Regions from separate parts of the Homo sapiens genome. Here region 1 is linked to region 2. Evidence: chromatin loops called from intact Hi-C (ENCODE). Cell type or tissue: endothelial cell of umbilical vein. All regions are shown on one strand. Links, peaks and the distances in the headings refer to the core of each region. The heading gives the core; the rest is flanking DNA.

Region 1 (10,571 bases), core at 3,704-8,703, 300 kb after region 2:
GGACTTGTGCTGTTTATATCCATATTTGACATACCACTCTGCAAAGTATGCTTGGCGCACATTAGGCACTCAATTGAACTGAACTTTCCCAAGTACTATGACAGCTCCAGTCATGAGGCTAGTGGCCTCAGTTCACAATACCAAGAGTGAACTCTAATGTAAACTATGGTGGATTTGGGGTGCTTATGTTATCTCAATGTAGGTTCATCAACGGTGACGAATGTGCCACTCTGATGGGGGATGTTAATAATGGGAGAAGCTATGCATGTGTGGGGCAAACAGTATATGGGAAATATCTACACCTTTCTCTCAATTTTGCTGTGAATCTAAAACTGTTCTAAAAAAATTAAGTCTAAAAATGTTCAGTGAAGTATGTATGTTAAAAAGTTAAATTCCAGCACTCCGGGAGGCCGAGCTGGGCAGATCATGAGGTCAGGAGTTCAAAACTAACCTGACCAACATGATGAAACCCCGTCTCTACTAAAAATACAAAAATTATCCGGGTGTGGTGGCAGGCATCTGTAATCCCAGCTACTCAGGAGGCTGAGGCAGGAGAATCGCTTGAACCTGTGAGGTGGAGGTTACAGTGAGCCGAGACTGCACCACTGCACTCCAGCCTGGGTGACAGAGCAAGACTCTGTCTCAAAAAAAAAAAAAAAAAAAAAATTAAAGGTGGCCATTGAACAAATGAAAATAAAATCAGTAAATTCCAAACTAACAAAGGAAATATAGGGAAATCAGCACAAACGAAAAATAAAGTTATCTAGCCCTTTATCAGTTCTCATTCCCATTCAGTCTTTGTACAATATTTGATGCTATCAATCACTCTCTTTCCAATTATGTTTCCCTCTTAGCCTCCAAGATTCCTCCTTCTGCTGTGCAGCAAGTGATGGTTTTGTTTGTTGTGGTCACCTGTGTGCTGATTTCATCTCTCCTTCTGAAATGGTAAATTTCTTTTTTTTTTTTTTAACTATACTTTAACTTCTAGGGTACATGTACACAACGTGCAGGTTTGTTACATATGTATACATGTGCTATGTTGGTGTGCTACACCCATTAACTCGTCATTTACATTAGGTATATATCCTAACGCTATCCCTCCCTGCTGCCCCCACCCCACGACATGCCCCAGTGTGTGATGTTCCCCTTCCTGTGTCCAAGTGTTCTCATTGTTCAGTTCCCACCTATGAGTGAGAACATGCGGTGTTTGTTTTTTTGTCCCTGTGACAGTTTGCTGAGAATGATGGTTTCCAGCTTCATCCATGTCCCTACAAAGGACATGAACCCATCTTTTTTATGGCTGCATAGTATTCCATGGTGTATATGTGCCACATTTTCTTAATCCAGTCTATCACTGTTGGACATGTGGGTTGGTTCCAAGTCTTTGCTATTCTGAATAGTGTCGCAATAAACATACGTGTGCATGTGCCTTTATAGCAGCATGATTTATAATCCTTTGGGTATATACCCAGTAATGGGATGGCTGGGTCAAATGGTATTTCTAGTTTGAGATCCTTGAGGAATTGCCACACTGTCTTCCACAATGGTTGAAGCAGTTTACAGTCCCACCAACAGTGTAAAAGTGTTCCTATTTCTCCACATCCTCTCCAGCACCTGTTGTTTCCTGACTTTTTAATGATCTCCATTCTAACTGGTGTGAGATGGTAACTCATTGTGGTTTTGATTTGCATTTCTCTGATGGCCAGTGATGATGAGCATTTTTTCATGTGTCTTTTGGCTGCATAAATGTCTTCTTTTGAGAAGTGTCTGTTCATATCCTTCACCCACTTGTTGATGGGGTTGTTTGTTTTTTTCTTGTAAATTTGTTTGAGTTCTTTGTAGATTCTGGATATTAGCCCTTTGTCAGATGAGTAGATTGCAAAAATTTTCTCCCATTCTGTAGGTTGCCTGTTCACTCTGATGATAGTTTCTTTTGCTGTGCAGAAACTCTTTAGTTTAATTAGATCCCATTTGTTAATTTTGGCTTTCGTTGCCATTGCTTTTGGTGTTTCAGACATGAAGTCCTTGCCCATGCCTATGTCCTGAATGGTATTGCCTAGGTTTTCTTCTAGGGTTTTTATGGTTTTAGGTCTAACATTTAAGTCTTTAATCCATCTTGAATTAATTTTTGTATAAAGTATAAGGAAGGGATCCAGTTTCAGCTTTCTCCATATGGCTAGCCAGTTTTCCCAGCACCATTTATTAAATAGGGAATCCTTTCCCCATTTCTTGTTCTTGTCAGATTTGTCAAAGATCAGATGGTTGTAGATATGTGGTATTATTTCTCAGGGCTGTGTTCTGTTCCATTGGTCTGTATCTCTGTTTTGGTACCAATACCATGCTGTTTTGGTTACTGCAGCCTTGTAGTATAGTTTGAAGTCAGGTAGCGTGATGCCTCCAGCTTTGTTCTTTTGGCTTAGGATTGTCCTGGCAATGCGGGCTCTTTTTTGGTTCCATATGAACTTTAAAGTAGCTTCTTCCAATTCTGTGAAGAAAGTCTTTGGTAGCTTGATGGGGATGGCATTGAATCTATAAATTACATTGGGCAGTATGGCCATTTTCACGATATTGATTCTTCCTATCCATGAGCATGGAATGTTTTTCCATTTGTTTGTGTCCTCTTTTATTTAGTTGAGCAGTGGTTTGTAGTTCTCCTTGAAGAGGTCCTTCTCATCCTTTGTCAGTTGGATTCCTAGGTATTTTATTCTCTTTGAAGCAATTGTGAATGGGAGTTCACTCATGATTTGTCTGTTCTTGGTGTATAAGAATGTTTGTGATTTTTGCACATTGATTTTGTATCCTGAGACTTTGCTGCACGAAACAATATAAACAGCACAAGTCCTCCTTTAAGAAACTTACCATTTCATACCCCATCATCTCAGCCCAAAATCTCCTTAAACTGATAAGCAACTTCAGCAAAGTCTCAGGATACAAAGTCAATGTGCAAAAATCACAAGCATTCTTATACACCAAGAACAGACAAATCATGAGTGAACTCCCATTCACAATTGCTTCAAAGAGAATAAAATACCTAAGAATCCAACTGACAAAGGATGTGAAGGACCTCTTCAAGAACTACAAACCACTGCTCAACTAAATAAAAGAGGACACAAACAAATGGAAAAACATTCCATGCTCATGGATAGGAAGAATCAATATCGTGAAAATGGCCATACTGCCCAATGTAATTTATAGATTCAATGCCATCCCCATCAAGCTACCAATGACCTTCTTCACAGAATTGGAAGAAGCTACTTTAAAGTTCATATGGAACCAAAAAAGAGCCCGCATTGCCAGGACAATCCTAAGCCAAAAGAACAAAGCTGGAGGCATCATGCTACCTGACTTCAAACTATACTACAAGGCTGCAGTAACCAAAACAGCATGGTATTGGTACCAAAACAGAGATATAGACCAATGGAGCAGAACACAGCCCTGAGAAATAATACCACATATCTACAACCATCTGATCTTTGACAAATATGACAAGAACAAGCAATGGGGAAAGGATTCCCTATTTAATAAATGGTGCTGGGAAAACTGGCTAGCCATATGGAGAAAGCTGAAACTGGATCCCTTCCTTACACTTTATACAAAAATTAATTCAAGATGGATTAAAGACTTAAATGTTAGACCTAAAACCATAAAAACCCTAGAAGAAAACCTAGGCAATACCATTCAGGACATAGGCATGGGCAAGGACTTCATGTCTAAAACACCAAAGGCAATGGCAACGAAAGCCAAAATTAACAAATGGGATCTAATTAAACTAAAGAATTTCTGCACAGCAAAAGAAACTACCATCAGAGTGAACAGGCAACCTACAGAATGGGAGAAAATTTTTGCAATCTACTCATCTGACAAAGGGCTAATATCCAGAATCTACAAAGAACTCAAACAAATTTACAAGAAAAAAACAAACAACCCCATCAACAAGTGGGTGAAGGATATGAACAGACACTTCTCAAAAGAAGACATTTATGCAGCCAAAAGACACATGAAAAAATGCTCATCATCACTGGCCATCAGAGAAATGCAAATCAAAACCACAATGAGATACCATCTCACACCAGTTAGAATGGCAAACATTAAAAAGTCAGGAAACAACAGGTGCTGGAGAGGATGTGGAGAAATAGGAACACTTTTACACTGTTGGTGGGACTGTAAACTGCTTCAACCATTGTGGAAGACAGTGTGGCGATTCCTCAAGGATCTCAAACTAGAAATACCATTTGACCCAGCCATCCCATTACTGGGTATATACCCAAAGGATTATAAATCATGCTGCTATAAAGACACATGCACACGTATGTTTATTGCAACACTATTCACAATAGCAAAGACTTGGAACCAACCCAAATGTCCAACAATGATAGACTGGATTAAGAAAATGTGGCACATATACACCATGGAATACTATGCAACCATAAAAAAAGATGAGTTCATGTCCTTTGTAGGGACATGGATGAAGCTGGAAACCATCATTCTCAGCAAACTGTCACAGGGACAAAAAACAAACACCGCATGTTCTCACTCATAGGTGGGAACTGAGCAATGAGAACACTTGGACAGAGGAAGGGGAACATCACACACTGGGGCCTGTCGTGGGGTGGGGGTATTGGGGAGGGATAGCATTAGGAGATATACCTAATGTAAATGACGAGTTAATGGGTGCAGCACACCAACATGGCACGTGTATACATATGTAACAAACCTGCACGTTGTGCACATGTACCCTAGAACTTAAAGTATAATAAAAAATAAATAAATAAAAATAACAGTCAGCTCAATTACTTTATAATATAGACCAAAGGAACATCCAGATTCTTCAATTACACTGGAATGTCATGTGTCCTCCTTTTTTTTTAAATAAAGAAACCATAAATTGCATGTTGGAAGTCTCCTTTTTCTTTCTTTTTTTGGGGTAACATGTTTTTTCATTGTAATGTTTATTGAAACAGGACTTGGGTTTTCCCTGTAGCTTTTAAAGTAAAACTTGCCATTCCCCACCCAATTTTCCCACATACCTGCAAAAGTTTACAAAAGATACTATCCAAAAGTTCCAAAGAAGGTTAGGAAGAGTTTCATATGGATAATTGAGACTGAACAACTAAACCCACTGAGGGTTAATGCAGACAGACTTTTGCAGCTTTAATAGTTAAAACAACTGGACCCTCACCTCTTTACATCTGTCGCCACTTTATGTAGGAGAAACTGAGAGAGCCTAACCAACCTCAGCGTTGGGAAGAACTGTCCTGGAATGCATGCCCGTAGTTCGCTAAGCTGCACCACAGGCAGCTTTTGACTTTTTGCCCTATTAGTTAGTTCTGCCCAGATTTCCCAAAGAAGGGCAAGACTGCATGCTTCCCTACTGCCCTGGTGCTCCCAGAATCACAAAGAAACTTGCGGGGCAGTTGCTGTGAGGTCTGGGATTCCCACCAGCACTGAAGCGGTTAACTTTTAGGAAGACCTAGAGAAAGAAAAACAGACTAAGAACTGCCTTGTGCTGGGAGGAGGGTTAGAAATTGAGGCCGTTGCTGTTGTTTTCATTGTGTGCGCTCTAATCAGGGAGAGTAAGAACAATAATGCATGTAATGCTGATTTTGGAACGTGTCCATGCAGCTTTTCCCAGGCTAGACAGCCTTGGGAACCACTGATAGAGTGGCACACCAGGGGCACAGCCTCAATCACCAAGCACAGGGCAGGGCAGCCTTTTCTGTGGATAAAATATGTGAGAGATGACAAGAATCTTCCCAGCATGGGAAGTGGCAGTAACAAAAATATATATATACAATGGAGTGAAACTGAAGGCTTTGCATCTCGCAGCCCAGCCACGGGGACATGATATTTGAAAGATAGGATATTTCTCCTTTTACCCACCCCCATTTTCCTTTTTTGTTTGTTTGTTTCCCTTCTTGTATTCAACTTGCCCTCCCTTTCTTCCCCACTCCCATCCCCCAGATTCCCTCTGCCACACTTTGAAGCCCAGATGAAAGCCGTGTGTTGTGGCTGCTGGCACCAAGCAAGAGCAAAAGTGTGCTTTAGTTTAAGATGCTGTACTTTTCGCTCAAGGAAAAGGGGGAAAAATCAGCTTGAAACAATACATTGCATTTTGCTGGACAGCAGGCTTGTATGTATCTAGGATTCAAACGTGGTCCTAATTTTTTCAGAGCTTTTGTCTCCAAGGACAAGGCAATAGCTAAAATGTGGCATCCTTTTTCAAAGCAAATACATATAACTGCAAGGGTTTTGCAGTGGTATTGTTTAATAAAATAAACAAGAGACAAGAATCAGGCACATGAGCTTTTTGGTGTTGACACAACAGCAGATCGTAGCTATTTCAAGTGTTGTTGAAACAGCTCCCTTACTTTTAAATAGCACAATCTAGCTATGCTGTACTAAATGATTTTTGAAGGAATGACTTCTGTACATTTACTTAGTTATTTGGTTACCACATTTAGCAAATAAAAATTTAGGATACTCAGTTAAATCTGAGTTTCAACTAAACAATGATACAATTTTAGTATATCTCATGCAATGTTTAGGATAAACTTATACTAAAAATTTGTTGTTGTTTATCTGACACATATTTAACTAGGCATCCTGTATTTTATGACAGTTTTTAAATCAGCTCAGTTTTTAAAAATAATTTACATTAAAACATTTTTTAAGAGCCTAAGGTTATAACATGAATTTATTTGAGACTCATAAAATTTGAACATAGGGATAATCAACACATCATCCTCACAACAACAGAGACTGCCTGTAATAAAGTCCTTTTCTTGTCCCTGTCAACTCATCCCCTAAACATACACAAATTATATAGCCGTTCACGTTACACACACACACCCCACAGAGTGGTTTTTGACTGTTTGTATTTTTTCCATCAAAGAAAGGATTGGCTAATAGATCACTATTGAAAATCAACTCATACCATGGAAAGTGCATATAGCTGCCAGTTGGCCATTACTTGAAACCACAGCTGCTTTGTCAAATAGCAATAGCTCATGAGCTCTGATGCATAATAATTTTGGTTAAAATTGTACCCATTTTATCTACTTAATACCCTGAAACCTGGCTTTGTTTTTTTAAAATTTACTTATAGACATGTGATCAGCCCAAAGGAACCGCTAGGGAAGCTCAGCTTACTTTGTTCTGGATGCTTTCTCTGTAAACCTCTGGCCTTCACTCTTGTTCGTATGATCCTGTGTTCACTTGAACTTGGACCAAGATGAAGGCCTGAGACTTTCGTCCCTCATAGCTGTTATTCCTGAACATGACCTGTGAGAGTTGTGAGTTTCCAATTCATGGTGATTGAAAAGGGAGCTAAAATAAAGTCTAAGAATGTGAGGAGGATAGTGCTGGAGGAAAAGATTTAGAGTTGTTTTGAAATCTCAATGCATGTGAAATTCAGGTAGTGCTTACATAAGTGGTAAAGTTGCATTTAACCTGTATCTGGAAGATGGGTAGGTGTCATTGGAGAGTCATGTCTTTTTGGACAACCATTTTTCCTCTACCACTACTAAATTTCTGATTAAGCAACAGATTTCTTTGTTGGAAAAGCAGTTGCTATTAATCAGTTTGTCAGTGTAAGCTCACTTCTGCTTCCTCTTAAATCAACACCAGAAGAAGAATTAACAGAAAATTTATTTTGCTTGAATATACTTCCGAGGAAAACTAACACGGTTTCAACTTGAGTATCAAACCTAGATAGACTTATATGAACATAGTGTTTTTTTTTTTTTTTTCAATTTTGCCCAGGTTGGCCTCGAACGCATAGCCTTTCCTCCTTGTGTGCCAGGACAACTGGCTGGAGCCACCGCAGCTCCCACATAGTGTTACATGATCTTTTATCATTCAATTTCCTAAACACAGTCAAGATGACACCTAAAGTGAGTTCAGAAATCTACTTTATTCACAGAAAAAAAAAACGGAAGAGGCCGGGTGCGGTGGCTCACGCCTGTAATCCCAGCACTTTGGGAGGCTGAGGTGGGCAGATCACGAGGTCAGGAGATCGAGACCATCCTGGCTAACTGGGTGAAACCCTGTCTCTACTAAAAATACAAAAAATTAGCCAGGCGTGGTGGCGGGTGCCTATAGTCCCAGCTACTCGGGAGCTGAGGCAGGAGAATGGCGTGAACCCGGGAGGTGGAGCTTGCAGTGAGCCGAGATCGCGCCACTGCACTCCAGCCTGGATGACAGAGCAAGACTCTGTCTCAAAAAAAAAAAAAAGAAATTTAGTTATCTACCTTCTTGCCCCACTATTCACACATCCACCTACAGTCATTTCCCTCTCCATTCCTCTGCTTATATAGAAAGATAACATGTTTGACTAATGAATTCATTGCCTGTTTCACTGTTGAGGTGGAATGCTGGACTGAGAGTCTGGAGGATTTGTTCTAGTTTCAGCTCTGATGCTAATGACTGTATAAACCTGGACAAGTCTACCTTCATTCTTAACCAAAACACTGAGAAATAACAAGACAATTTATTTCCTATCAGTTTCCTCATTTGAAATATGAAAAACCAGCTGCTCAAAAATTCCTTCTTATTCTAAAATTCTGGTTCTGTAACTGTTTCCATCAGTAAAACCTATTTTCTACTCCAAGTAACAAAAAGCAATGTTTGTGCCAAGTGATTGCACTTATTAAATATTTTTGATGGTGATAGTTTTTTTTTAAAAATTTACTGCCAGACCAAACATACATTTAAACAGAAGCAAAAAGAAGTACCTGTAAAAAGTTGAAATTGTCAATGATTCGGTCTATAAACCCTCTAGTTTGGGAAATTAGAATTTGTGAATATTGAATGTGGGCCACTGGATCTTCAAATAAGAATAATGCATGGATAGAAATTATTATCTAATCATTCAGATGGTCTGCCCATTTATGGACACCACAAATTCAAGGATTTTAGCTGCACTGGAATACAAACACCCAAATAAAACATACACTTTTTAAAAAGAGTGTAAATAACACTAGCATTGCTTTCAGTGGTGTAATCAAATATAAAAGAACTTGGGTCAATTATAGGATTGATATGGCATATGGAAAATGCTGTTTTTTTAAAAAAATGCAAAATATGGAGACTGGGAACCAGGAACCAATCAAGGGAAAATCTGAAAAATGAAACAAACATCTAGTCTGCTGATCAGAACCAGGACCCAAGGATTATTGTGGAGAAATCATTGAAATCATCAATTGGGTCTAAGGAGAGTGAAAATGACAACCCGGATAAAGGGATACAGGGAGAAACTGAACAACAAAAGTACCATGAGGGAGCTGTTAGAGCCCTGGAGTCCTTCTTCAGAACTATGAGGCTCTGAGGTCAGCTTTCTTTTCTCTGTAGCTCTGTGGCAAGTGGAATCCACCATCTTCCTGTTCCCTCTTCCCAGACTCAAACTTCAGAGATCTGGAGACAGAGTGATGCCAAAAGAGGGAATTTGTTGCTTTCTCGGTTCCTGTAGATCTTTTCTTTCTCTGACACATTTTTTTGAAGTCCTTTTGTAATGAGATGGCTTAAAATAGCACTGCATGCCAAGTTATAATGCATGACTTTACTGCTGCCAAAATGTATTAGTATTAAAGCCTTAACCTATCTGTATATTTTAACCAAATACTTATTTTGGGGGGGTGGATTTCTATTTAGCACATGTGTCATTTTTAATGTTTTGTTATTTTGTTCATCATCTTAATAATTAATCGCGTCTTCTAAAATACAGATACAGATCAAGAGCCTGTCTATAATAATTTCTCCAATACAAAGTTTTCCACACTCAAAGCTAGAACTACTTTTTACATCTCCTTTAATTGGGCTGAATTCTTATTCGAATTGACTTTCTGTTGCCAACCAATTGTCTTTAACTGCATTAAAAGTGTACTCAATATTTTCCCTAAGATGGCCATAAAAATCTCATAAATGGAGCCACACTTCCCCCTGATTTTCATGTTCAATTTAGCACTCTGTTTCCTATCTTTGAAAGGAAGTGAAAATAGGATCCCTAATAGCTTCTCAGGCCCCACCTTAGGTGGATAGGAGAAAGCTAAAGACAGCTGGACTTGACAGGGTTTATTATAGAAGAAATTCACAGCCCCTCTCCTAAAGCATCTATGAAGACATTGAGCTTGGGACATTGACCCTCCAACTCAGATGAAAAAGTTGTCTTTTTCTCTGGGAAATTTAAAGCCATTTTATTCATTCTGACTATAACATGAACATTCTAGTTGCTTTATCCCACCCTCCTTCTTTAATCTTGCTGGCAAGAATTGGAAGGACATGGAGATCCTTGGAACACAGAGCTCTGCCACTGGCCTCTTCCCCACTGTGGGAGGCAGGTGGGTGTCATGTCTAGTTTGCCTCCTTCTCAGACCACAGTCCCAGGAGAACAAGTATTTGTTCTCAACGAATACTACATGAGTGGGGCTGGGAGGAAGGACTTAGGAACTTGACTGCGTCATGCTCATCAACTAATTAAGAAAAGCTCCCCCAACGTTATGTCTTTCTTACGTACTAATTGTTTATAAACTTCTATTATAATCTAGTAACATAATATTAATTTGTTTCATTTTTAA
Region 2 (10,571 bases), core at 2,118-7,117:
GACACTCCTGTCCCTGTCTTCTCCCATGTCCAGGTGAGGCTAGGGGTGGCAGGGAGTTGGGGAGAAAGCATGTTATACTGCCAGAGATGGTTCTTCCTTGTCTCTAAGGCCCGGGCACATCTATTGCCAGAGCCACAGCTGAACAACATCTGTTCTGTTCTAACTTTCTGTTTCTCCCCATTCTCTCTTCATTTGAGCTTTTAAACTGCCTTTAAAACAGGAGCCACAATGGGCCTGTATGTGCCCTCAGCTGTTTCTAATTCTCTCCCAGGCCCACTCTCTCCCAATAAATGACACATTGTAGAAGGTGTTTTATAGCCTGACTTGTTAATAGAGCCAGATCATTCTGTAACAAAACCAAACATGGCAATCAGTGTTAAAACACAAAATCACCAAAAGCTGAGTGAGATAAACATAGAACTATTTGTCATCTATAAAAGAAGGAGCGGGACCATCTAATTTTAAAAATGCTTCTAATTCTAAAATTCTAACCTTTAAAACAAGATTCCCTCACAGTTGAAGGACACACGGCTTTATACTTGGGCTATTGGATTTTTTCCCTATTTGTGGGCTTAGTTTCCCTCCATAGATTCTACTATAAAGTACAAGGATAATTAAATCTGCTCATTTTCTCTTTCCTAGGGATTCAGGACTGAATCAGATAATGTCTGTAGAGCACTTTAGGACTTCTCATGCCACACCATTGAATGTAAAAGATAATTGTCAGCAAGTAGCTGCAGAAGCCACCATCAGATAAAACATTGTTCCTTATGCTTTCATAATTAACGATAAGCATTCCCCACCACCCACCCCGCCGGCCTTTCTTTTCAGACTGGGGAAAGAGAATTCTGAATGGTGATCAAGGTCACATTTTAACTTGCAAATGTCAAGAAGAATCTCATCATTCTTGGTTATTTTTGATTGATTAATATATTAGTTAATTGCTGATGAGTTGCTAATGAGCTAATTTATATGCACAGATAGGATCTAACTATGACATAGGAGTAGCATGCAAAGCTGCAAAGCACTGCTAAACAGATCATGGGTGCTGTCCATGGCACCTCTCAGGGCAGGTTAGAGAGAAGAGTGTGGAAACATTGTGCCTCTCTTCCCACCTACTCAATAAAGACAACAGGGAAAACACATGGAGGCATCTTTGGCCATGAACTCCTCACTGCTTTACTAAGCAGCCACCTGTAGTATTAGAATACTACCACTAAGTGGCACCATCTCATTAGTATTCTCTTTTATCAGACTCCTGAAACCTGCTGCGCCTTCTCTTCTGGACCACGGAATACATTTATTGTTCTGTGTTGGCTGATTTGGGTTTAGCAAAAGGGATCTGCTTTCAACATGCTCCTGTGTTTTTTTTCCTCCTTTCCCACGTGTTTCTTTCATTCTTGGGAATCTGAGCCAATACTTAGGCATACGCATAGAGATGAAGGCCATCGTACTGGTAATAACCATAACAGACAACTTAAAGAAGACAAATACTAATAGTGAGCTTTTTAATTTGTAGAGATGAGTTCCCACTATGTTTTCCAGGCTGGTCTCAAATTCCTGGCCGCAAGCGATCATCCTGCCTCAGCCTACCAAAGTCCTGGGATTACAGGCATGAGCCACTGTACTTGGCCCTTTTTTTCTGCAACAATCCCCCAAAGCCTGAATTTTTTTTTTATTTGTAAAAAATAAATAGGGAACTTTAATTGAAGGCTTTTATTTTTGTACTGGGGGCTTTCCAGGTATTATTTCCCAAATTCATCAGCACTCAGTAAGGTTGCCTTCATTTTGTGAGCAAAGAAGCTGAGATTCAGAGAATTAAAGCAAACTTTTCAAAGATGCCCAATGAGAAGGTAAGTGAGACACAACAGGAGTCTAAGCTTACATAATGTCAGAGCATTAATGATCTTTGAATCATTCATGTGACTTAAATATTAGGTATAGTGAGAAAAGACAGAAAAAGTCTAACCCTTCGTGAAGTTCAAAATTGGAAAGGGAAAATAGAGTAAGTGAACCAAATTATTTGTAATACAAAACAATGAGTTATATATGAAATCCATCAAGTTTATAAAGGGTCTGAAATTATTGGGGACACTTACTAGGTACATGCCTCCAGTCCAGGAGACATCCTGAAACCAAATCTTCTCTTGAAGTAGAATTTTTCTGAAAGGGACATAGCTCTGAAGATGAGAGTGAGGAAGTTAGAATAAAAAATATATATTCTCGGGTTTAGCCCTCAAACTCTTGAATCTTTGCTGAAGATGATTTTGTTTCATGACACATTAATTTGTCCTATGTTATTTGAGGTGACGTCTTAGCTCTGTAAATAAGTAAAGGAGATCTAAGTAAACGTTTCAAAGGCTAACAGGCCAAACTCTCCTAGACTGATTATCCCCCAGAACCCCAGGAAAAGCAAGAGCCAGGAATCTCATAATGTGAAGACAAACTAACATTGACGTGTTATGGGCTTGACCTCCCACTTCATGTCTTGCATGCATCACTGTACTTATAACAACCCAACAAGATATGTGTAATACTACATTCGTATTCCATCAGGATGTTGAACTTAGGCAGGTTCAGCACTCACCAGAGGTCACACAGCCAGTGAGTGGTGAAGCTGGGATTCCATCCAAACTGGCAGATCAAAGAACTTGGCTTTTAACCTTTAAATACACTGCCTCCACTTGGCATGCTACATGGTGGTGAGCAAATGCTCTGGCCATTGTAATACTAACTTAAACTTGATTTATGTTTCAAAGAAGTTTCAAGTACATTATTGAATTTGATGCTAAGAACAATCCAATGAGAAAGGCAGTTTAGATTTTCTTATTACCACACCCGCCCTCTAACATGCACACACACAGACACAGACACACACACCCCAGGAGAGTTTAAGTGACTTGGGTTAAACCACAGAGCTACTAAGTGGCTGACCCTGAACTTGAACCTAAGTGTTCTCATCCTTAGCCTACTGCCTTTTTCCTGTGACAGCAATACCACTTCACAGTAAAAAAAAAAAAAAAAAAAAAAAAAAAATGAGGTAAAATTTCCTCCATGTCACTCAGAACATGACATTATCTCCAAAAGTCTCTGTTAAAAGTTAGGCAAGTGGCCAGGTGCAGTGGCTCACACCTGTAATCCCAGCACTGGGAGGCCGAGGTGGGTGGATCACTTGAGGTTATGAGTTTGAGACCAGCCTGGCTAACATGATAAAACCCCATCTCCACTAAAAATACAAAAATTAGCTGCGCATGGTGGTGCATGCCTGTAGTCCCAGCTACTCACAAGGCAGAGGCAGGCGAATCGCTTGAACCGGGAGGCGGAGGTTGCAGTAAGTTGAGATCGCACCACTGTACTCCAGCCTGGGTGACAGAGTGAGATCCTGTCTCAGGAAAAAAAACAAAGACAAGTTACTTAGAAAATATCGTATGAACATCAAATCATATTAATACGTACAGGTGTATATTTTAAATCACTTTAAAGCTCCCTATAAAGGAGAATCTAAAACTGCTTTTTCAAAATTTTTGCATGAATAAATTCAGACACATGTGTAGTGATTTACATAAGTTTATCCAGAAATCAACATCTGTGTTTTGTGTGTGTTATGGATAGAGAGATTTGTACTTTATTTGCACTAGCCACATGCAACAAATGTATAAAGATAAAATCTCTATTCAGATACAGTCTAAGATATCACAATTAGTTTTTATTTAGTCTCAATTTTCTGGTACCCTCTAAGCTGTAAAATCCTGGGAATCCAAAAAAAAGAGTTCAAAAGAAAGGGCCTGAGGGCAGCAGTCAGTGGCTGGAGAGTCAATAGGGGAGTCTTAGAAGTCATTGCACCACTCTGAACCCCACATTCCTCACCTATAACAAAAGGGCTTAGAAGAACTCTAAGATCTCTAAAATGCTAAGGAATAATTCTTAACCTCGATAAAGTCTGAAGACTTGTTTTACTCTGTAAGGATCTACATTTTAAAATAAGTAGCTAAGAATTTTCCATTGCCGTCTTTTAGTAGTAGATTTTTATTGACACAGAACACTCAGGGCTATTTTTCAGAGCCCAGATTTATCCACCTCCCGTGTGCTTCCACTAAAACCGACACGATGTACAGTCTCAGGCACTTTCTCACTGTTTAATAAAAAGGTAATTGGGTGAAGAGCCGTGAGAAAATACTAGTGACTAGATTATTCACTCTTCCGCTGGCCAATGGTTCCTCTGATTTTGGCCCACAGGGGGCCACTTTGATTCGCTGCTGAGAGGTGGCGCTCTTGACCAAAATATCCTCACATCAACGCTGGTGGAGGCTTCCCACTTTATGACTTCCTTATAATAGGCCACAGATGTTCAGTGCAAATGACTGTGCAATACATTGATATCAAAAATTGTTATCACCATACCCCATTCCCTTGGATGATGAATTTCATTTAGAATTACAAAGGAGCAGGAAAAAGGAAGAGGAAGAGGGCAAAACCTCAAAAGACTTCCAATGTTTCAAGAAAATGTTGGACTTTGTTGTGCGCCACTATCAAGCTTTTTCCAAATTTGGTTTCCAAATTACTACGGCAAAGAGGTGAGGTTAAAAGGTTTTGCTGTCTGCAGGCAGAAGGCATCTTTGTGCTGATATGTACCAGCATTCATGTAGAGCTCTAGAGAAAGAGACCCAAGTACTCAGAGACTTTCAAAGGTACAAGTATTATTCTTAGTAATAAACCCCAAATTGTTATACATAGAAATTTGAAATTTAGAATTTAATAAACTGTAGTTCAAATTAACATAGAATCCTCAGAAAGCAAGGCATAAGGATTTGTTTCCCTGATTTAAACTGATGATATGATAGGATGCATCTCTTTATACCCTCCGAATCATGAATCTTTTCACGGCCATGAAATAAAACATGTTAGGGTTTTCTCTTGGCCTGGGGACAAACTGGCTGCCCTTCTGTTAGTCCCATAGATCGGGTCAACTCTCCATGGATATACCAGTACCCCCAGTTTCTGTCTGTCATGACAACTCACCTTGGACAATGCTTCAAATTATTAGATAATCCTTATATTAAAACAAAATTTGTTTCCCTGAAGTTTTAAATTTTAATTCATAAACAAGACAATACTTTAAGATTTTTTTGAGCATCTGCCATGTGCCAGTCCTTGTGAGGGCTTACAAATAAAAAGGTGAGGAAGTTATATGTAGTTTACCTGATCTTGTGGAATTTATAGCACACTTCTCTAGTTCTCTCAATTTTTCCATCCTAATGCTCCTAGGAAATAGATCACATTCCCATTGTAACAGTGGCACTCTACAGCAGGCACATGAGCATCTCAGCAGAGAAAGGAATTATAACCTGAGGAAGTCCCCAAGTGACTCTACTTACCACATGCCCCTCTTTCAGAATCACTGCTCCAATGGCTCTATATTCCTATAGAAGTTTAATCCTACATCAACAGGGTGGCAGGTCAAATATCTGAAGACAATTATTACGCATCTTCTCCCCCAACCCCTCAATATTTGCATCTTCAGGCTTAACATGCCACAGAATTCAAACTATGATGGTTGTGTTCTTGAAGAAAAGACTGGCTCAAAAAAAGCTATTGAGAACAGCTGTAAATGCATTTACATCTGTAGTTAAATGGAACTGAATCCATCAGGCAGAACCAATAGCTGAGGAGGAGAAAAGGTGATGAGAAGACAGAAGCCTGGGCTACGTGCAGTGCATTGAAATGTAGGCTAAAATGAGCAACCAAAAATGCGAGGAACGTGGAAAAGAGAAGAGGGATGCATTGTCCCATCATCTTGTCTTTCTTCATTGTAAGACACAATAGATTGTTCCTTGTTGGGGATTGGAAAGGAAGAATTATAGAAGCAAGCATATTCTGTACGGATTGGTCAAACAAGATTTAAAGCGAGAGACAGAGAAGGAGGAGGAGGGGGAGGAAAAGAAGAAGGAGAAAAAAAGAAATTCTAGGATAAAAATCATTCCCCCTTATAGAGCTGGAATGTGTATAATGTAAAGAGACAGTTGCATTAAAGCATTAGGCCTCATGGCCTGATTAACATCATTTGATCTTTTCCTATTGAAAAGACCCTATGTGTTTCCAAAGGCAGTGGCTTTTTAAATAAAACCAGAAGTCTGGGTGAGCAGAAAGCTGTTAGAAGAGAAAGCAACTTGTTTTATATTTAATCATCTTTTTATCCTACGTGCTTCATAATCTTCAGTTTCCTTCTCTCTGTCAGTAGGGGATGCATATAAAGTTAAAAATCTAGACTCTGGGAGATCTAATATGACAAAAACCAACAAATAAAAATTCACTATGACCTAAATTGGTCAGATCAGACTTTTGGGCTGCCTGTCTCCAGGAGCTTTTTTTAAATTTTTTATTTTTTCTGATTTTTTTTTTCATCTTTTATTCTCCCTCCTCTCAGCTATTTAGCTAACAATCACTAAGCGATTTCAGTGAGATTGATTAGCACACCATCATACCAGTTTTTTTTGTGATTTACTTTTTATCTTGCTTTTCTACATTCTTTTGCAAGTTTCTGGTGAGATTGGCGCTCTTCCTGAATTTGAGAGTGACCATCAGAAAGCCAGAATTTTCCATTAAGCAGTTCGGTGAAGCATATTGGTGGGGGCAACTGGAGCATCTCCACATCCATGCTGTCATCTCAGTGTGGCCGGGCTAAGAGACGGGGAGGGCTTCTGGTTGTTTGAGAGGACAGAGCAGTCATCGTAACTAGTTCAGTCTCAGTGGCCCATTCAGCTCCTGGCATAGCTGCCAAGCCAGCCAACAAAGGACCATTGTAATCCTGACGGTTTCCCAGCAATGACCGGACAGGCGCAGACCACCAACCAGCTCATTTCACTTACACTGTTCACAAGTAAGACCATGAATGGAAAAAAGTCAATGGCAAAAATCCCACATCCTGCTAAAGTTGGTTATGTGGACACTTTTCTAGCGAGCGAGTCTGCCTTCAAGCTGGTAATCCTCATACCTGTTTTCTTTGTTTGTTTGTTTTTAAGTACAATTAGCTTGAATGATAATGCGAAATGCTCGTAGAATCCTACCAAAAATTAGGTTTGAGTTTAAAAAAATAAGAATATAGCATACAATACTTTGAAAAACAATGTATAATAAAAATAAAATGCCATAAATGTAAAGCAAAATTGAGATAAGTTTTGAGGATAAAAAATAATAATTCCAGCTAGTGTGAGACCACTGTGACTATTAAAGAATTAAATTTTGGTGTCTAAAAATGGAGTTTTCAACTATAAAATGGAATTATTTGAACTCAGTTTCCAATTTTAGATACGCAATCAAAAGTCTGCCTTTTCTGTGAACCAAACCAATGACATCTCTAACTCTGAATTTTTAAAAGTAGCAATACACCTTGGGAGGCTGAGATGAAAGGATTATTGCCTAAGCCTAGGAGTTCGACAGCAGCCTGGGCAAAATGGTAGGACCTCATCTCTGTTTTTAAAAAAAGTAGCAATAAGTAAAATAAAATGTTTAAGAACAAAGGAAATTCAGAGGTATGTATCATGTATTTACCACTGATTGAAAGTCAGGATGTATTTTTTTTTCTTTTTTTTTTTTGAGACGGAGTTCCACTCTTGTTGCCCAGGCTGGAGTGCAATGGTGCAATCTAGGCTCACTGCAACCTCCACCTCCTAGGTTCAAGCGATTCTCCTGCATCAGCCTCCCAAGTAGCTGGAATTATAGATGCCTGCCACAATGCTCGGCTAATTTTTTGTATTTTTAGTAGAGACGGGGTTTCACTGTGTTGGCCAGGCTGGATGTATTTTTAACAATCAGATAAAATGATCTTTTAGTACATTTCAATTAAAAATGTGGCATGATTCCATTTATTTAAATTGCTTTCCTTGTAAGTACAAGTTATAATAATGGGATGCCACATTTACTTTTCAGTTATCAAATATTCAAACAAATGATAGTATTCCGTGCTTGTGGGGGACATGGAATGAGAATATGGTGTTTCAACTAGATCCACAATTTTAGAAAGCAGTATAGCAGAACCTTCATAATGGTCTACCTCTTTGACTTCATATCCTTCTTCTTATATTTTATGTATGTATATGAATTATAGAATTTTTTTTTTGAGATGGAGTCTTGCTTGCTTTGTTGTCCAGGCTGGAGTGCAGTTGCGCGATCTCGGCTCACTACAACCTCCGCCTCCTGGGTTCAAGCAATTCTTCTGCCTCAGCCTCCCAAGTAGCTGGGACTACAGGTGTGCGTCACCATGCCCAGCTAATTTTTGTAATTTTAGTAGAGATGGGGTTTCACCACATTGGCCAGGATGGTCTCAGTTGCTTGACCTTGTAATCCGCCGGCCTCTGCCTCCCAAAGTGCTGGGATTACAGGCGTGAGCCACCGCGCCCAGCCTATAGAAATGTTTTAACTATACATATACATAATATTATATTCCAGGCAAGATAAGAAAATAAATACAATATAGTTCATCAGATCAAAAATAAAAGCAAAGCCAAAGAATACGAAAAAACAAAGGCCCCAAACAAAATGAGACTAACAGAGTCACTGTTAAGTAAATTGTTAACAAGTAGATGTATATGATTGAATACTATGTAGCTATTAAAATTAATGCTTCCAAAGATTCTTAATAATAAGGGAGAATAATTATTTAAATATTAGTTGAAATGAGAAGCTATAATTGAGTGGCTGGCACTGATTTTAGCTTACAAAAGTACAATAAAATATTTATAGTCATGATCTTGGTCAGTGGAATTTTGGTTGATTTTTCATTGTTTGGGGCTCAGGGAGATTTGATATAACAAATCTCTGGGAGATTAATTTTTCAACGTTATTCCCAAAGAGCATATGACATTTTTTATAATTATAAAATAAAATCTTTGTTGAAAAAAAAACTTCTTTCTGAGAAAGCAGGAAAGATCCAAAATTGACACCCTAACATCACAATTAAAAGAACTAGAAAAGCAAGAGCAAACACATTCAAAAGCTAGCAGAAGGCAAGAAATAACTAAAATCAGAGCAGAACTGAAGGAAATAGAGACACAAAAAACCCTTCAAAAAATCAATGAATCCAGGAGCTGGTTTTTTGAAAGGATCAACAAAATTGATAGACCGCTAGCAAGACTAATAAAGAGAAAAAGAGAGAAGAATCAAATAGACACAATAAAAAATGATAAAGGGGATATCACCACCGATCCCACAGAAATACAAACTACCATCAGAGAATACTACAAACACCTCTACGCAAATAAACTAGAAAATCTAGAAGAAATGGATACATTCCTCGACACATACACTCTCCCAAGACTAAACCAGGAAGAAGTTGAATCTCTGAATAGACCAATAACAGGCTCTGAAATTGTGGCAATAATCAATAGTTTACCAACCAAAAAGAGTCCAGGACCAGATGGATTCACAGCCGAATTCTACCAGAGGTACAAGGAGGAATTGGTACCATTCCTTCTGAAACTATTCCAATCAATAGAAAAAGAGGGAATCCTCCCTAACTCATTTTATGAGGCCAGCATCATTCTGATACCAAAGCCGGGCAGAGACACAACCAAAAAAGAGAATTTTAGACCAATATCCTTGATGAACATTGATGCAAAAATCCTCAATAAAATACTGGCAAACCGAATCCAGCAGCACATCAAAAAGCTTATCCACCATGATCAAGTGGGCTTCATCCCTGGGATGCAAGGCTGGTTCAATATACGCAAATCAATAAATGTAATCCAGCATATAAACAGAGCCAAAGACAAAAACCACATGATTATCTCAATAGATGCAGAAAAAGCCTTTGACAAAATTCAACAACCCTTCATGCTAAAAACTCTCAATAAATTAGGTATTGATGGGACGTATTTCAAAATAATAAGAGCTATCTATGACAAACCCACAGCCAATATCATACTGAATGGGCAAAAACTGGAAGCATTCCCTTTGAAAACTGGCACAAGACAGGGATGCCCTCTCTCACCGCTCCTATTCAACATAGTGTTGGAAGTTCTGGCCAGGGCAATCAGGCAGGAGAAGGAAATAAAGGGTATTCAATTAGGAAAAGAGGAAGTCAAATTGTCCCTGTTTGCAGACGACATGATTGTTTATCTAGAAAACCTCATCGTCTCAGCCCAAAATCTCCTTAAGCTGATAAGCAACTTCAGCAAAGTCTCAGGATACAAAATCGATGTACAAAAATCACAAGCATTCTTATACACCAACAACAGACAAACAGAGAGCCAAATCATGGGTGAACTCCCATTCACAATTGCTTCAAAGAGAATAAAATACCTAGGAATCCAACTTACAAGGGATGTGAAGGACCTCTTCAAGGAGAACTACAAACCACTGCTCAAGGAAATAAAAGAGGACACAAACAAATGGAAGAACATTCCATGCTCATGGGTAGGAAGAATCAATATCGTGAAAATGGCCATACTGCCCAAGGTAATTTACAGATTCAATGCCATCCCCATCAAGCTACCAATGACTTTCTTCACAGAATTGGAAAAAACTACTTTAAAGTTCATATGGAACCAAAAAAGAGCCCGCATTGCCAAGTCAAT

Evidence for each region. A loop is a pair of places that touch in the nucleus more often than their neighbours do. Peaks named below come from ENCODE experiments on the same cell type or tissue, not always from the same donor. Only the 100,000 strongest peaks of a DNase experiment are listed, where the experiment ranks them.
Region 1: it touches region 2 in a loop (3-fold over the local background); 3 of 110 quality-filtered maps call a loop at or near these places.

The regions. Positions count from the first base shown.
Region 1 is chr6:125,606,345-125,616,915 of GRCh38, forward strand. The region is part of intron 4 of HEY2-AS1 (HEY2 antisense RNA 1); the gene reads right to left. Among named protein-coding and RNA genes, the nearest start is that of LINC02523, 63 kb to the right of the region's middle. In endothelial cell of umbilical vein, for the core only: no CTCF peak of the experiment used is centred there; a DNase peak (open chromatin) is centred at 5,617; H3K27ac peaks cover 1,060 bases; H3K27me3 peaks cover 188 bases.
Region 2 is chr6:125,310,039-125,320,609 of GRCh38, forward strand. No RefSeq gene overlaps it. Among named protein-coding and RNA genes, the nearest start is that of HDDC2, 13 kb to the left of the region's middle. In endothelial cell of umbilical vein, for the core only: a CTCF peak has its summit at 4,249; a DNase peak (open chromatin) is centred at 4,283; H3K27me3 peaks cover 1,169 bases.